Regions from separate parts of the Homo sapiens genome. Here region 2 is linked to region 1. A link is an interaction called in ENCODE POLR2A ChIA-PET data of the cell type or tissue named here. Cell type or tissue: B cell. All regions are shown on one strand. Links, peaks and the distances in the headings refer to the core of each region. The heading gives the core; the rest is flanking DNA. Region 1 overlaps HECW2 (HECT, C2 and WW domain containing E3 ubiquitin protein ligase 2). Region 2 overlaps HECW2 (HECT, C2 and WW domain containing E3 ubiquitin protein ligase 2).

Region 1 (7,988 bases), core at 164-5,163:
AATGTAGGCAAGCCATAGTAAAATAATGCTTTGCTCTACCCAGTGGTTGGGACGCTCATCCCTGTAACCTCCAGAGAATTAAAAGGAACAGCATACTGAGCCTTTCAGGCAAGGTTTTGTTTATCCCTGAGTGCTAATAACCTCATTCAAGTATTCATGATGATCTTGACCCTGACCATTTCTAATTCTCCATTCCATAGTTGCCATATTTGTTGCCATATTTCTGACCTCCCATGTGATTGTTGTCAGAAAATTATTTTTCTTTGTGTGTAGTCAAAGCATAACTCAAAGGGATATATTCACTTTCTATAGATACTTCACTTCAGTTGACTCTGAATAGGACCTATGGTGGGGGTAGCTTCTCAACCTAATGGGTGGCCTCTCTCCTGTGGTATTGAGCCAGTTGTGAAACCAGCATATAGTATGCTAGGTGGTCAGGAAGACTACTGGTCAATTAACGTTAGAGTGTGATGTTTCTATCATGGTTTGGTTGGTGATAAAATAGTTGAAGTTTCTGTTAACAGAATTCTGGCCAGGATATGCTCTTTTTCTTCACTATAGAAAGCTAAGGTTTTTTTCTTTTAAACTAAGAATTCTGCTTTGGGAATTAGTAAAAACAGAAGTCATAATTATCATTCACCTATCCATAGTTAAATAATATTTAGATGGTATAGTCTTAAATTTATTTTACTATAGCTTATAATATTTGTACTTTGATAACACAACAGTTTGCATGAGTTTCTATGTGTTAAGTAGTAGAATTCAAATGTATTTGAATTCAAATAATTCAGAACTCATTCATACATAAAGAGCAAGGCTGCATTTTCTCCTCTTTGGGAAAATAAGCAGGTTCTGTAAAGCTAATGGGCCTTTGGAGAAGTGTGAGAAATTTTCTTACATATAATAGTTCTATAATTATTGTATACAAATGATGTCATTAAATTCTAGGCTTTTCATGTGGGTGATCACATGTGTTTATTATTTTAATAATAGTAAACAACACAATGTATTATATGTACATGCTTAATAAGTAATATAATTAGTGATTATTGAAAAATTTGGGGTTTTATTCATGTCCTCAATTATTTATTTATTTATTTTTGAGGTGCAGTCTCGCTCTGTTGCCCAGGCTGGAGTGCAGTGGTGAGATCTCATCTCATTGCAACCTCCACCCTCTGAGTTCAAGTAATTCTCCTGCCTCAGCCTCCTGAGTAGCTGGGAGTACAGGTGCAAGCCACCACGCCCGGCTAATTTTTTGTATTTTAATAGAGACGGGGTTTCACCGTGTTGCCCAGGCTGGACAAGAACTCCTGAGCTCAGGCAATCCGCCCTCCTCGGCCTCCCAAAGTGCTAGGATTACAGGTGTGAGCCACAGCGCTCAGCCCTTTATTTTTTATTTCACTTTGGAATTGGAATGATTTGAATTGGTGACTACAAACTTCAGTCAGCATACTTGTCACTTACATAATGGAAGCCTTTGTGTCTATTTTAATGTTTTGTCTGATTTCTTAAAAAGGAAAAATCACTCCTGGTACAAATTGACTTATCAGTAAGCTGCAATGTAGAGATAGTGTTGCTCTAGGACATTATTCAATTCAGAATAAACGCATGTAAAGTTATTTTCCAATAGGGCTATTTTAAAACCCAATAATTTTTAAATGACCTTGTTTAATTTGTTATTGATTTTTGTGTTTCATGTATCTTTTCACTAACTCAATTCATGTAAAAAATATACCTCTATCAGAGCTCATACAAGAAATGATTGATAAATTTGGCTACATAAATATTTTTAAATGGATATAATGAAAGATACCACATATAAAGGCATAAAGAAAGATAATCAACTGGAAGAATAGATTTACAACATGTAAAACAAAGAGATCAGCCAGGCGCAGTGGCTCACGCCTGTAATCCCAGCACTTTGGGATGCCGAGGCAGGCGGATCATGATGAGGTCAGGAGATCGAGACCAACCTGGCCAACATGGTGAAACCCCATCTCTACTAAAAAAAAAAAAAAAAAAAAAAATAGAAAAATTAGCTGAACGTGGTGACTCGCACCTGTAGTCCCAGCTACTCAAGAGGCTGAGGCAGGAGAATCACTTGAACCCAGGAAGCAGAGGTTGCAGTGAGCCAACATTGTGCCACTGCGCTCCAGCCATGCAACAGAGCTAGACTCTGTCTCAGAAAAAAAAAAAAAAAAAGGAAACCAGATTGTGGATACATAAAGAAGGCCTTTAAAAGAAGAGAACCCAATAGAAAAATGGATAAAGGTTATGAAAAGGCATAGAAATGGAAGTATGAATAGCCAATAAACCCATGGAAAGATGCTAGTAATGTAAGTGTAGTTTCAAATAATGAGATACCATTTCACAGTATTAGATTTGTAAGAGTCCAAAAGTCTGAATACCTAATGATACATAAGAACTCTCATATTGTCTGGGCTTAGTGGCATTGCAGTTTCTACAGTCTTATTGGAGTACAAACTGACACTGTCTTGTACAGCTGAAAAGAGCTCAGGTCTCTGGTTACTCTCTTTTAGGAGAATATCAGAAACAGACATTTCAGTATGGAGAAGAAAGAAGACATTAAATGGTCTAAGATCCAAATCCTCACATGTGAAAAATAGTAGCCAGGGTAAACAAGGGAGCTAATTATTTTGTGATTGTAGTTATTTAAGAGGTGTTTTGTTTTATTTTGCTTTTAATTATCAAATTAAATCCTAAGCCCTTCGAAGGCTGAGACCCTATTGTTTATTTCTTGGAATGAGGATATAGAACATACTTTGTATATTTATGATGGGTTCTCAATAAACATTTTCTATTTTGTGTTGGAATCCTGTTTCCAAATCTGAAAACCCAGGTATGATTTTCAAACAAACATGTACACTCAAACTCATATGTTGAAATAGTAAAATAAAGTCACGTTGTCCAAAGTTGGTAGGAAAACAGGGAAATAGCCACAGGGTTCACAAAAAGCACCACAGCCAGCCATTTTGTACCAAGAATTACCTGCAAGAGAAAGGGGGCGGATGCTCTCTTTGGGATATAAACCGGATCTTGGATGGAATATTCTACTCCTTTGGGATTTAGGCTTTTCCCCACTACTTTGGCTGAAGTGCCCGTTTTGTTTCTTGTCTTTCCCCAGCTTATTTGAAGAAGAGATAATGTCGTATGTGCCTCCACATGCCTTACTCCACCCCAGCTACTGTCAGTCCCCACGTGGCTCTCCCGTGTCATCTCCTCAGAACTCGCCAGGTGAGTCCACCTGCTGCTCACAGTGAATTCTCTGAGGAGTGAACCTTCAAGCCAGATGTTCTATCCTCCCTAAAGACAGAACAGTAAGGGAACACTTCAGGTACATCTTTGGTGTTAGCACAGATACACGTGTGCATTTCCTGTCTCGTAAGAGTGGCTTATTTCCATGAGGATTCATTTTGACAAACATAATGAATAGGAGGATTAGTGGTATGACATACTCAGATATAGAATTTACTTTTCATGATGTTATATCATACAATATCAGGACACAAAATATTAGGTTGCTTTTTGACTTTAGAAAGTTCTAGTGAAGAGAACTTTTTTGATATACAATGAAGATAAAGTCTCTACTCTCAAGAAATAATATGGAATTGAAATTGTTCAGTTTAATGGACTTGGACATTCCTGCAATTCATTAATTGCATTAGATAGAACAGAAATGGATTGGCAGATAGAAGATGTTGATAGGTAACCTGAAATGTGTACATTCAATCTCTTTTTGAAAGAGATAGGCCTGAATGAAAGAGTGAGTGGGTGGATGAATGGGTGGATGAGCAAATGGTAGGAAATGCAGCTTGGCAAATGAGCTTTGAAAATGAAGGCAGTCATGATGTTGACAGAATAGCAGATGTATATAGGTCCTTATTATAGGCAGTGCATTGTTCACACTTTAACAGCTGTCAGAACTGAAAATGATTTCAGTAGAAGTGCAAACTCCATATGTGTCACTAAGCTGCTGTATGTTCTTTGGTATATAACATGTGTTTTCACATACTGCAATGATAATGAAGATGCAGCCTAATTGGATACTGCAAACAGGAAAAGATGTATTAATATGTTCATTTAACACAGATTTATGGAGCATCCAACTATGATCCAAGCACTGAATTAGACTCTAGGACTACAGAGATGAATAATACAGTTTCTTCCTTTGAAGAATTCATGGTGTGGCAGTGAGTCAACAAATAACTCTGTGAAGCTCTGTAGTTAGTTCTGTAATGAAGAAATGTATGAGAACACAGCTGTGGGAACAATTATTCTTTCAGGGCTGGGGATGGGGTATTTGGGGAAATATGAAGTGGAACCTTGAAGAATGATGAATAGGAGTTTACCAGGTGGACCAAAGAAAGAAGGACATTCTAGTGAAGGGAGTGATGTGTTAGGCCATTCTTGTGTAACTATAAAGAAAACCTGAGGCTGGGTAATTTATAAAGAAAGGTTTCACTGGCTTATGGTTTTGCAGACTGTACAATCATGGTACCAGCATTTGCTTGGCTTCTGTTGAGGGCCTCAGGAAACTTCTACTCATGTCAGAAGGTGATGGAGAGCCAGCATGTCACATGGTGAGAGTGGGAGCCAGAGAGAGCAGGGGGGAGGTACCACACACCTTTAAACAATCAGATCTCCTGTGAGGTCACTCATCACCAAGGGAGTGGTGCGAAACCATTCATGAGGGATCTGCACTTATGATCCAAACACCCCCCACAAGGCCCTACCTCTGACACTGGGGATTATATTTAAACATGAGATTTAGAGGGAACAAACATCCAAAAAAACCATATCAGGTAGCATAAGCTAAGCCACAGAAGCATGAAAGTAGTGTAGGAAATAGATACAAGTAAGTTAATAGATACAAGGGAAGGGAAGTTCTCAAAGCTCAGGTTGGAAAGGTAGGCTAGGGCTGGTTGGTCATTGAAGCCTTATTATTATTATTATTATTATTATTATTATTATTATTTTGAATCGGAGTCACACTTCTTCGCCCAGGCTGGAGTGCAGTGGCGTGATCTCCCAGGTTCAAGTAATTCTCCTGCCTCAGCCTCCCCAGTAGCTAGGATAACAGATACATGCCACCATGCCCAGCAAATTTTTGTATTTTTAGTAGAGACTGGGTTTCATCATGTTGGCCAGGCTGGTCTCAAACTCCTAACTTCAAATGATCTGCCTGCCTCGGCCTCCCAAAGTGCTGGTATTACAGGTGTGAGTTGCCACGCCCAGCCAGCCCTATTCTATTGTCCATGTGAAGCCACTGAAAATGTATAAGCAGAGGAATACCAATAATATCCTGCTTTTCAAAGATCAGTCTGGTGGCAATTGGGAGGATAAATTAGAAAATGAGAGACTAGAGACAGTTTCTCAGAGAGGCCATTGCATTAGCCAGAGTAACATGATGAAAGACTGGACTAGGCAGTGGAGATGGGGACCAGGGAACAAATTGAAGGGATATGTAGGATGCAGAGACATCAGGACTTTGAGTAGAGGTAGGGAAGAGTCAAGGAAGATTCAAAGGCCCTCACTACCTAGGCTACCAGGCAGATGGTAGCACCCTCTGCCAAGAATGGGAAATGGTTAGACTCAAATTGGAAGATTGAGTGAGTTTGGTGTTGGACAAGTTTTATTGAGAAATCTTTGGGCCATCAATGGGAGATTCCCAAAGACAGCTGGAAATGGCAGCCATGGCGCACAGGAGAGGTTGAAAGCAAGGAGTTCAGTGTACTGGTGGCAACTGGAACCTAGAGTATAGACTAAAGCAACTGGGGAGAAAGTCATTGAAAAGGAGAGGAAATAGAGGATGATGTCATGAGAAACCTCAATATTTAAGGGATGAGCTGAGACAGAGAAGCAAGTGAAAGAAAGAGAGCCAACAGATTTTGAATAGAGTTAGGAAAGTCTTTTCAGGGGAGCCGGGTTTCACAGAGGAGTGGTCAATAGAGCCACATGCTCAAAGGGCTCAGGAAGTCCCAGCTACTCACGGGGGCTGAGGTGGGAGGGTTACTTGGGCTCAGAAGGTCAAGCCTGCAGGGAGCCATGATCATGCCACTGCACTCCAGCCTGGGCAACAGAGTGAGACCCTGTCTCAAAAGGGGGATAGGGCATCAAGAAGGATGAGATCTGAAAAGAGGCCTCATTTAGATTTGAAAATCATGACATTATCAATGGTCTTTGCCAAAGCAGGTTCTGTGAAGTAATAGGTTATAAACCGGATCATGATTGGTGACAGAATGATACAGGATCTGAAGCAGAAGTCAAATGCTCTTTTCACGAAATCTGGAGGTAAAAAGAAAGCAAAATAGAACAGTAGTTAGGAGAAGAGAGAGGGAAGGAATTTTAGGATGGGAAGTTGAGCATACATGTGCAGAGGACACAGGACGTGAGTGGAAGGAAAGTGGTTTGTGGAATAAGGCAGGCTCATGGGCAGCACGACACTGAAGGAAGAAACACAGGCCAACTTTGGAACAAAATAGGGACACCTATTTTGATGACACAGGCTGAAAGAAGTGTATGACACTACAGGTAAGTTTAAAGGTTTAGGGGAAAACTTCATGAAATTCCCAACTGGGAATTTCATTCTTTTAGCAACTGTCTGACTTTAGGCAGGGTACCTCCTTCCCTGAGCCTGAATCTCTTTTTCTATAAAATAGAGATAACAATAATTACCTCACCTCTCACGATTATTTTTGGAGAACACTTTGCTTGGTGCTTGGAACATAACAAGTAGCCAATAAAGGTTAATGTGTCGCTTTTTCTTTCTTTCTTTCTGGAAATTTGATTCTGAGAAGTAGTTTGTTCACATTTGAACCATTAACAACTGGAACATACGAACCCTGATTTGCAGAGCTGTCTGCTTAGATATTTAATCATGCAGAGTGGACTTTATCTTAGTAAGAGCCTATGCTGGGGTTTAAAGTGGACCATCCCTTTACCTGTGTTTTATGGTTAAAGACATGAAGCCATGTGGATTGTTGCTCGTGCCAGTCAAGGCTGTCCTTTTCCAGGCCTTTTGTGTGGCCTCTCCTCCCTGAGGAAAAGGTAAATTGCCAAATGCTGCCCCTTCCGTGCTCTTTAAAGGCATGCACTTGAAGACTGCACACATTCTTCAAGACTGTATGAGCACTCTAAATGTGGCTGAGTTCACTTCCTCATTTAGCATCGCAAATGCACATGAGTAATCATTGGTGACAATAAAATCCATTCTAGAAACTTACATTTAGAGTTAAACATTTTCCAAAGACCTGTGTAACCCAAATATATCTAAATTGCTAGCAGTGTTTGTGGTGGTTTTAATTTTCAGGAAGAATCATCTCCATATTTCTGGCCTACTCTGTTTCAGTGGGCTTTGTTTGATCTTGAAACTGGGTTGTACAGCCTGATATCAATGGAAGTCACTATAACAAATTCCACATGATACCAGGGCAGGACTACCTAACCTCATTTCCCCTCTGGAGGAATCTTCTGTTCCTTTGAATAAAATAGCTTCTCCTTCTACCAGGATTCCTGAAGGTTTTGTGAAAGCAACATTTCAAACAGATTTTTTTAAGTGGTCTGATCCTCCTTGTGACTATAATTTCACCCCTTTTAGTGGTGTGAGAATAATATCTTGAAAATTATGACAGTAATAAATTTTAATGATCTTCATTGAGAATTCCTAGGAACCTGGTAAACTTTCCCCCTTTTCCTCATTCCAAGCACGTTGACATGTATTTTCAAGTGCAGAAGAGAGAGGGGCTTTGGAAACTTTGACTCACTGCTTTTTGCAGCTGTTAGAGTGCTCACCAAAATTTGTCAAAATTTTGGAATGTGAAGGTTTGTTTTTCTAGGACCATTATAATGCCAATCCCAACCTCAGTGATGCCAGAAGGAAAAGATCTTTCCAAACACCATGTGGCTTATTATGCCAAATATGGGACCCAGAAGTTTATTTAAGCTGCACATTTCTAGGAAATTAAATG
Region 2 (7,988 bases), core at 1,614-6,613, 54 kb after region 1:
ACAAACAAAAAACAAGAAATAAGTGTTGGTGAGGATGTAGAGAAATTGGAACCCTTGTGCACTGTTGATGGAAATGTAAAATGTTGCAGCCACTATGAAAAATGCAATATGATGTTGCACTTCTGTGTATATCCCCCAAAAAATTGAAAAGGAGGACTTAAACAGATAATTGTACACTCATGTTCATAGGAGCATTATTTACAATAGCCAAACGGTAGGAAAAAAACTCCTGTTCATTAATGGATGAATGAATAAAGAAAATGTGGTATATACATACAATGGAACATTATTCAGCCTTAAAAAGGAAGGAAATTCTGACCCATGCTACAACATCAACCTTAAAATATGCTAAGTGAAATAAGCCAATCACAAAAGACAAATATTTTAAGATTCCACTTATATGAAGTACATAGGGTAGTGAAATTCATAGAGACACAAAGTAGAATGGTGGTTTCCAGGGGCTAGGGGGAGAGGAAATGGGAGTTACTATTTAATGGATACAGATTTCAGTTTTGCGAGATGCAGAAGTTCTGGAGATGGATAGTGATGATGGTTGCAAAATAACGTAGGTGTACTAATGCCATGGTACTGTGCACTTAAATATAGTTAAAATGGTAAATGTTATATTATGTATATTTTATCACAATAAAAATACTGAAAAGTTAATCGGGCAAGAGAGATGAACATATGGATCACAAAACAGGAAATGTAAAAAGCAAGAGGACATGGGGGAAAGATGCTCAACCTTATTGGTAACCAAAGAAATGAAAATTGTAAAATAGTATTGTGGTGTCATCTGTTAGTCTAATAGGATAATAAATGTTATTTGTCTGACACACACAGTTTGGCATAGAATTATATTCAAAACGTATTCTACTTTTCTGCTTCTTCCTCCCCTACCCCTGGAACAGAGATAAATCTTTATTTAATATTTTTATTCCAGTGTTTCACAGATGATAGATTATAAACCACTGCTAGGACTCTAGTGTAGTATACAAGTTGAATTTTTAAATAAGTAAAACCTTTTCTTGAGGCTCAATTTGCGTTCCAGTCTAAGGATATCAAATGCAATTCTGAAATGCTTATTGTATCAAAAAAGGGTTTGCCTGCAAAGATTCATTAGATGATTTCCACCAATATATCCCAGAGTTTACAGTACTAGGAGTGGGTGAGTCGGTACTATCTCTATACCCTAAAACTCATACAGTTGGAGTATCCCTAGTCAAAAAATTTTAAATCTAAAATGCTCCAAAATCCAAAACTTTTTGAGTGCCAACATGATGCCACAAGTAGAAAATTTCACAACTGACCTCATATGACAGGGTGCAGTCAAAAACGCGGTCAAAACTTTGTTTCATGAACCAAATTATGTAAATATGGTATAAAATTACCTTCAGTCTGTGTATACAAGGTGCATGTGAAACGTAAATGAATTTCATGTTTAGACTTGGGTCCCATTCCCCAAGATATCTCATTATATATATGCAAATATTCCAAATTCCAAAGAAATCTGAAATCCAAAGCACTTCTGGTGCCAAGCATTTTGGATAAGGAATACTCTATCTGTATTCTTACAATATAACAGATCCTGTTCACATTCCTGTTTTTAATAAGCCATGTGGCCACACACCTGCTTTATTATCCCTTTATTATCTCATCATTCTCATGGGTCATTACTATTTGTGGCAATTCACTGAAGGCAATTAGAGTCAAATCTTGTTGATAGTAATGAAATGTAGCTAACAATACCTCTATTATTAATTGGTCAAACACTATGAGCCAGTCATTCTATTAAGCATGTTTCTGTTATTTCACTTAATCCTCACATCCTTCTCAGACAAGTTATATAACCACCCTTTTAAAGGTGAGAAATACGGGCTCAGAGTTTTAATAACTCACTCCAAATCACACACTTGTTGATAGAGCTAGAATCCAAACCCAAATATGTCCAACTGCAAATCTCTGGTCTTCCCACTACATTACACTGCATCCAGGAATATTAATTATATTTATTTCATAAGGAAAAGGGATTTATCAGAGTAAAAGTATAGACATGTGACTTTGTAGAAATAGCTTGTTAATAATCATAGTTCCTAAAATTTCTTATTCAGGAGTATTTTTTTTAAGTCAAAGTTATGTAGGTCCCCCAAACAAGCTGTTGTACATTCAGAATAGAATGTTTCCTATTTCATGTCAAAAGTGCAGATTTGCTTCCTGATAAGATGTACTATTTGGAGACTGTCTATTTTTTATTGTGATTCAGATGCAAATAACAGGAAAACATATTTTTTTCCTATCTTGGCAAAAGAAGTATTTCTAAAAAAGAATACTTAATGTAATGATTTAAATTGCTTATTTTGTTATTGTGAATTGGGAGAAAGCAAATTTTAGCACAGGATTCAAAGAAGTAACAATGGCCTACTGACTTAGAAAAGTCCAGCCAGGGAATTTCCCAAGACTCTAAGCCATGAGGCAGGCCCTCAGAGACACTGGCTCCTCTTCCCTGTCCAAGAAAATGAAAAAATGCATAACTACAGAGTATCGAAGAGACACCCAGGCATATGCCAACTCAAAATGAACTACTTTGCAAGGCCTTATGTCCGTGTATTAAAAAAAAAATCTAGCATCAAAAGAGAAACAAAAACCAAACTTGTCTTTGTAATCCTTAGACCACTCAATAAATGGTCATTTATATGTAATATAGCTTTTAAATGGTGGTGAAATGTAAATAAAATATTTTTTTAAATATCCTCTTTTCCTTAGAGAAATTCAGTTCTGAATTTTTAAGGTCAAAATGTTTTCAAAGATTTTTCAAAAGGAGTGTGAAAATTGGCAACAAATAAATTTGAATGTGAAAGACAGTCATACACACACAGACACACACACACACACACACCACACACATTTTCATTTCACTCGGCCTGTTCTAAACTATGTGCTGTTTCTTGTGTTTTCAGAGCGCATACATGTTTTAACCGTCTGGATCTGCCTCCCTACCCATCCTTTTCCATGCTTTATGAAAAACTGTTGACAGCAGTTGAAGAAACCAGTACTTTTGGACTTGAGTGACCTGGAAGCTGAATGCCCATCTCTGTGGACAGGCAGGTTCAGAAGCTGCCTTCTAGAAGAATGATTGAACATTGGAAGTTTCAAGAGGATGCTTCCTTTAGGATAAAGCTATGTGCTGTTGTTTTCCAGGAACAAGTGCTCTGTCACATTTGGGGACTGGAGATGAGTCCTCTTGGAAGGATTTGGGTGAGCTTGATGCCCAGGGAACAACCCAACCGTCTTTCAATCAACAGTTCTTGACTGCCAAACTTTTTCCATTTGTTATGTTCCAAGACAAAGATGAACCCATACATGATCAGCTCCACGGTAATTTTTAGGGACTCAGGAGAATCTTGAAACTTACCCTTGAACGTGGTTCAAGCCAAACTGGCAGCATTTGGCCCAATCTCCAAATTAGAGCAAGTTAAATAATATAATAAAAGTAAATATATTTCCTGAAAGTACATTCATTTAAGCCCTAAGTTATAACAGAATATTCATTTCTTGCTTATGAGTGCCTGCATGGTGTGCACCATAGGTTTCCGCTTTCATGGGACATGAGTGAAAATGAAACCAAGTCAATATGAGGTACCTTTACAGATTTGCAATAAGATGGTCTGTGACAATGTATATGCAAGTGGTATGTGTGTAATTATGGCTAAAGACAAACCATTATTCAGTGAATTACTAATGACAGATTTTATGCTTTATAATGCATGAAAACAATTTTAAAATAACTAGCAATTAATCACAGCATATCAGGAAAAAGTACACAGTGAGTTCTGTTTATTTTTTGTAGGTTCATTATGTTTATGTTCTTTAAGATGTATATAAGAACCTACCTATCATGCTGTATGTATCACTCATTCCATTTTCATGTTCCATGCATACTCGGGCATCATGCTAATATGTATCCTTTTAAGCACTCTCAAGGAAACAAAAGGGCCTTTTATTTTTATAAAGGTAAAAAAAATTCCCCAAATATTTTGCACTGAATGTACCAAAGGTGAAGGGACATTACAATATGACTAACAGCAACTCCATCACTTGAGAAGTATAATAGAAAATAGCTTCTAAATCAAACTTCCTTCACAGTGCCGTGTCTACCACTACAAGGACTGTGCATCTAAGTAATAATTTTTTAAGATTCACTATATGTGATAGTATGATATGCATTTATTTAAAATGCATTAGACTCTCTTCCATCCATCAAATACTTTACAGGATGGCATTTAATACAGATATTTCGTATTTCCCCCACTGCTTTTTATTTGTACAGCATCATTAAACACTAAGCTCAGTTAAGGAGCCATCAGCAACACTGAAGAGATCAGTAGTAAGAATTCCATTTTCCCTCATCAGTGAAGACACCACAAATTGAAACTCAGAACTATATTTCTAAGCCTGCATTTTCACTGATGCATAATTTTCTTATTAATATTAAGAGACAGTTTTTCTATGGCATCTCCAAAACTGCATGACATCACTAGTCTTACTTCTGCTTAATTTTATGAGAAGGTATTCTTCATTTTAATTGCTTTTGGGATTACTCCACATCTTTGTTTATTTCTTGACTAATCAGATTTTCAATAGAGTGAAGTTAAATTGGGGGTCATAAAAGCATTGGATTGACATATGGTTTGCCAGCCTATGGGTTTACAGGCATTGCCCAAACATTTCTTTGAGATCTATATTTATAAGCAGCCATGGAATTCCTATTATGGGATGTTGGCAATCTTACATTTTATAGAGGTCATATGCATAGTTTTCATAGGTGTTTTGTAAGAACTGATTGCTCTCCTGTGAGTTAAGCTATGTTTACTACTGGGACCCTCAAGAGGAATACCACTTATGTTACACTCCTGCACTAAAGGCACGTACTGCAGTGTGAAGAAATGTTCTGAAAAAGGGTTATAGAAATCTGGAAATAAGAAAGGAAGAGCTCTCTGTATTCTATAATTGGAAGAGAAAAAAAGAAAAACTTTTAACTGGAAATGTTAGTTTGTACTTATTGATCATGAATACAAGTATATATTTAATTTTGCAAACTTTTCACTTGTTTGTATTCTTTTCATTATAAGGAAAAGTAGTATAACACACTTTTTTTTAAGTCACATATTTGATGGTATACAAGATGTTTCAGGGCTGGCATTCTCCAAGCAGCAGATAAAGGTTGCATTTCTTTCAAAAATACATTCAAAGACCATGTTATCCTTCATTTTGGTTTGAGACATTTAGTTATGGTATTTCATATTATTAGGTAAAAGATATTTGAAATAAAATGTATCTCTTTAATTATTTCTAACAAATATATTTCTTTATTAAGGCATCCAACTTTTTCCCAAATAACAGTACACTTTAATGTATGTAGACATTCTTAATTAGTATAATCATCTAGTTGATACTGTTCTCAGATTGGGAATTATCAAAGATGTACTTATCATATCAGAACACCATGCTAACTTATCTATTATTCTTTCTTAGTAAAACAAAACAGCCAGTAATAACTATATAAAATATTAAATAACATTTCCACAGAATAAATTAGACTTTCATGTACTCTACAATTAGAAATATCCATAAATATTTTCTTCTGGACTGTGAACCCAGATAACTAGGCTTTCTGGTCTTATTTTAAGTGATGCTCTTTATACTATAGAAGACACTCTTAATACATCATATATGTATGCAGAACATCTCTTAGATGAGAGAACAAGCACATCATTGGCATTCCCTCTGTGCCAGTTTGATGTTTGTTTGACGATGGAGCTACAAGAGTCTAAATCTGCCTTTGAAAAGCTCAGCTCACAGTGTAGTAGAGTAGACTCCAAGGTTCAAAAAAGTGTTTTTAATAAAATTTGGTAAGTTCTACAATCAAGGAATGAAGAGAGAAGAGAACAGCTTTTTCCATCTGGGAGATTCAATAATGGCTTCATATATAGATGATAGTGTGGCTAAAAAAAATTACATCAATGCTGTTTCTATTGGGAAGCAATGGCAAGTAATAGTATGTCAATACTGGTCAAGTGTTGAAGCCAGGATGCACTTACACAACGAGAGTGTAAAGTGTGTAGGGAGCTGATCTGTGAAGGAGCAACTCAAAGATTTTGAAATTATCAGTGAAATGCCAAAACAGGGAAAGTTTCCCTGTTTCCCTTCATCTATTCTACAATGCACCATTGGTTTTCAGTGTGAAAAATCCCAATCCCTGAGCCCAAACCACTTCTGGGGTCAAAACATTTTTCTTGTGCACAAAATGAATGGATCTTGGTCAAAGAAGTATGGTCACAATTTTCTAGCATATATTGCGTTTATAATTTAGCAGAAATTCTGCAATAAATAAAGGAAAATCTGTTTTACCTGTGCAACAATCAGAAATGGTAAAAATGCATTCAAGTGTTTGAAAGAAATGGTAGAATATGCTTGCATAGTGCTTTATAGTTTCAAAGTGCTGTCAGGTACATCGTCCGTTTAGCTCCTCACGCACTTTGTAGGGTACAAGCATCATGTTCCATCTGGGTTGTGGCTGATTTTCATGGATGGCTTGTGGCATCAGTTTCATTACTTCATAGTCACAATTCTGTGTTTCATCTTGAGAAATGTGGAGACTAATGTTTGTACCAGTATATTCCACATTCAGTGAGGTTTCCAAGATGCTTCCTCCAAACTCTCACTTTCTTAAACAGATACATTTAAAATATGACACCTTCTGAAAAGTCCATAAAGAAATTAGTATATTCATGGAAAAAATTTCCCCGTAGACTTATTTGCATTTCATGACTTGACATGAGAAATTTAAAAAACAGAAGGCAAAATGTGATTGCTTTTGATGGATTTATACAGAATAGTCATTTAATTTTCTCAAGTATTATTTGGAAACAAGATAATGGAAAACATTAATCAGAAGCCTTATTTTATTTTTAAATTTTTAATAGGGATGGATCTAGTAAGCCCTAATAGCTGAGTTCCAGTGATAAAATTCACAAATTTTATTTATGATTGGACCACTTCTAACAAGGCAAATATCTTATAATGAAGATAGGAGTCTGTTCAATTTAACCTTATTCAGGAAACTCCGTATTTATGTGAAATGATGCAATGCCATTATTAAGAGGTATCTGTAACCCTGCATAATAAAAACATGCATAAGAAGAATGTGGTCTAATCTCCAAACTGAGTCTCAGTTTCAGGGCCTTTTGCTTTCTTTGTTTGTTTGTTTGAGACAGTCTGGCTCTGTCATCCAGGCTGGAGTGCAGTGGCACATGAGCTCACTGCAACCTCCACCTCCCAGGCTCAAGCGATCCTCCCACCTCAGCCTCCTGAGTAACTGGGACTACAGGCGCATACCACCACACCTGGCTAATTTTTGTATTTTTGTAGAGACAAGGCCCAGGCACGTCTCAAACTCTTGAGCTCAAGCGATCCGCCCGCCTTGGCCTCCCAAAGTGCTAGGAGTAATTATAGGTGTGAGCCACCATGCTGGCAGTTGTTTTTGTTTATTTGTGATAAGGTCTGGCTGTCACCCATGCTGGAGTGCAGTGGCATGATCTTGGCTCACTGCAACCTCTGCCTTCCAGGCTCAAGCCAGCCTCCCACCTCAGCCTCCGAGTAGCTAGGACTACAGGCATGCACCACCATGCCCAGCTAATTTTTTTATATTTTTTGTAGACACAGGGTTTTGCCACGTTGCCCAGGCTGGTCTTGAACTCCTGAGCTCAAGCAGTCCTCCCACCTTGGCCTCCCGAAGTGCTGGGATTACAGACGTGAGCCTCTGGGCCTTGCTCTGTTTTGTCTGCTTTCTGATTTAGTAGGTGAGGGACAGCACTCTGGACCTTAGCCATTTTACTTCCATCTTACTGCCGTGAGTTTGATGAGAATGTCACTTTTAGACTCTAATTTTCAAAAACTTAGTTTCTTTCCCATTCATTTGTGTTTTCCAA

What was found. Peaks named below come from ENCODE experiments on the same cell type or tissue, not always from the same donor. Only the 100,000 strongest peaks of a DNase experiment are listed, where the experiment ranks them.
Region 2: POLR2A ChIA-PET joins it to region 1 with 6 read pairs; 11 of 35 experiments call an interaction of 5 or more read pairs at or near these places.

The regions. Positions count from the first base shown.
Region 1 is chr2:196,249,187-196,257,174 of GRCh38, reverse strand. HECW2 (HECT, C2 and WW domain containing E3 ubiquitin protein ligase 2) reads left to right here. Exons shown (of 29, transcript NM_001348768.2): 19 at 3,146-3,255. Among named protein-coding and RNA genes, the nearest start is that of HECW2-AS1, 6.8 kb to the left of the region's middle. In B cell, for the core only: no CTCF peak of the experiment used is centred there; no DNase peak of the experiment used is centred there.
Region 2 is chr2:196,196,358-196,204,345 of GRCh38, reverse strand. HECW2 (HECT, C2 and WW domain containing E3 ubiquitin protein ligase 2) reads left to right here. Exons shown (of 29, transcript NM_001348768.2): 29 at 2,958-7,988. The coding sequence ends at 3,069. Among named protein-coding and RNA genes, the nearest start is that of STK17B, 29 kb to the right of the region's middle. In B cell, for the core only: no CTCF peak of the experiment used is centred there; DNase peaks (open chromatin) are centred at 2,507, 3,283 and 3,605; H3K4me3 peaks cover 1,759 bases; H3K27ac peaks cover 868 bases.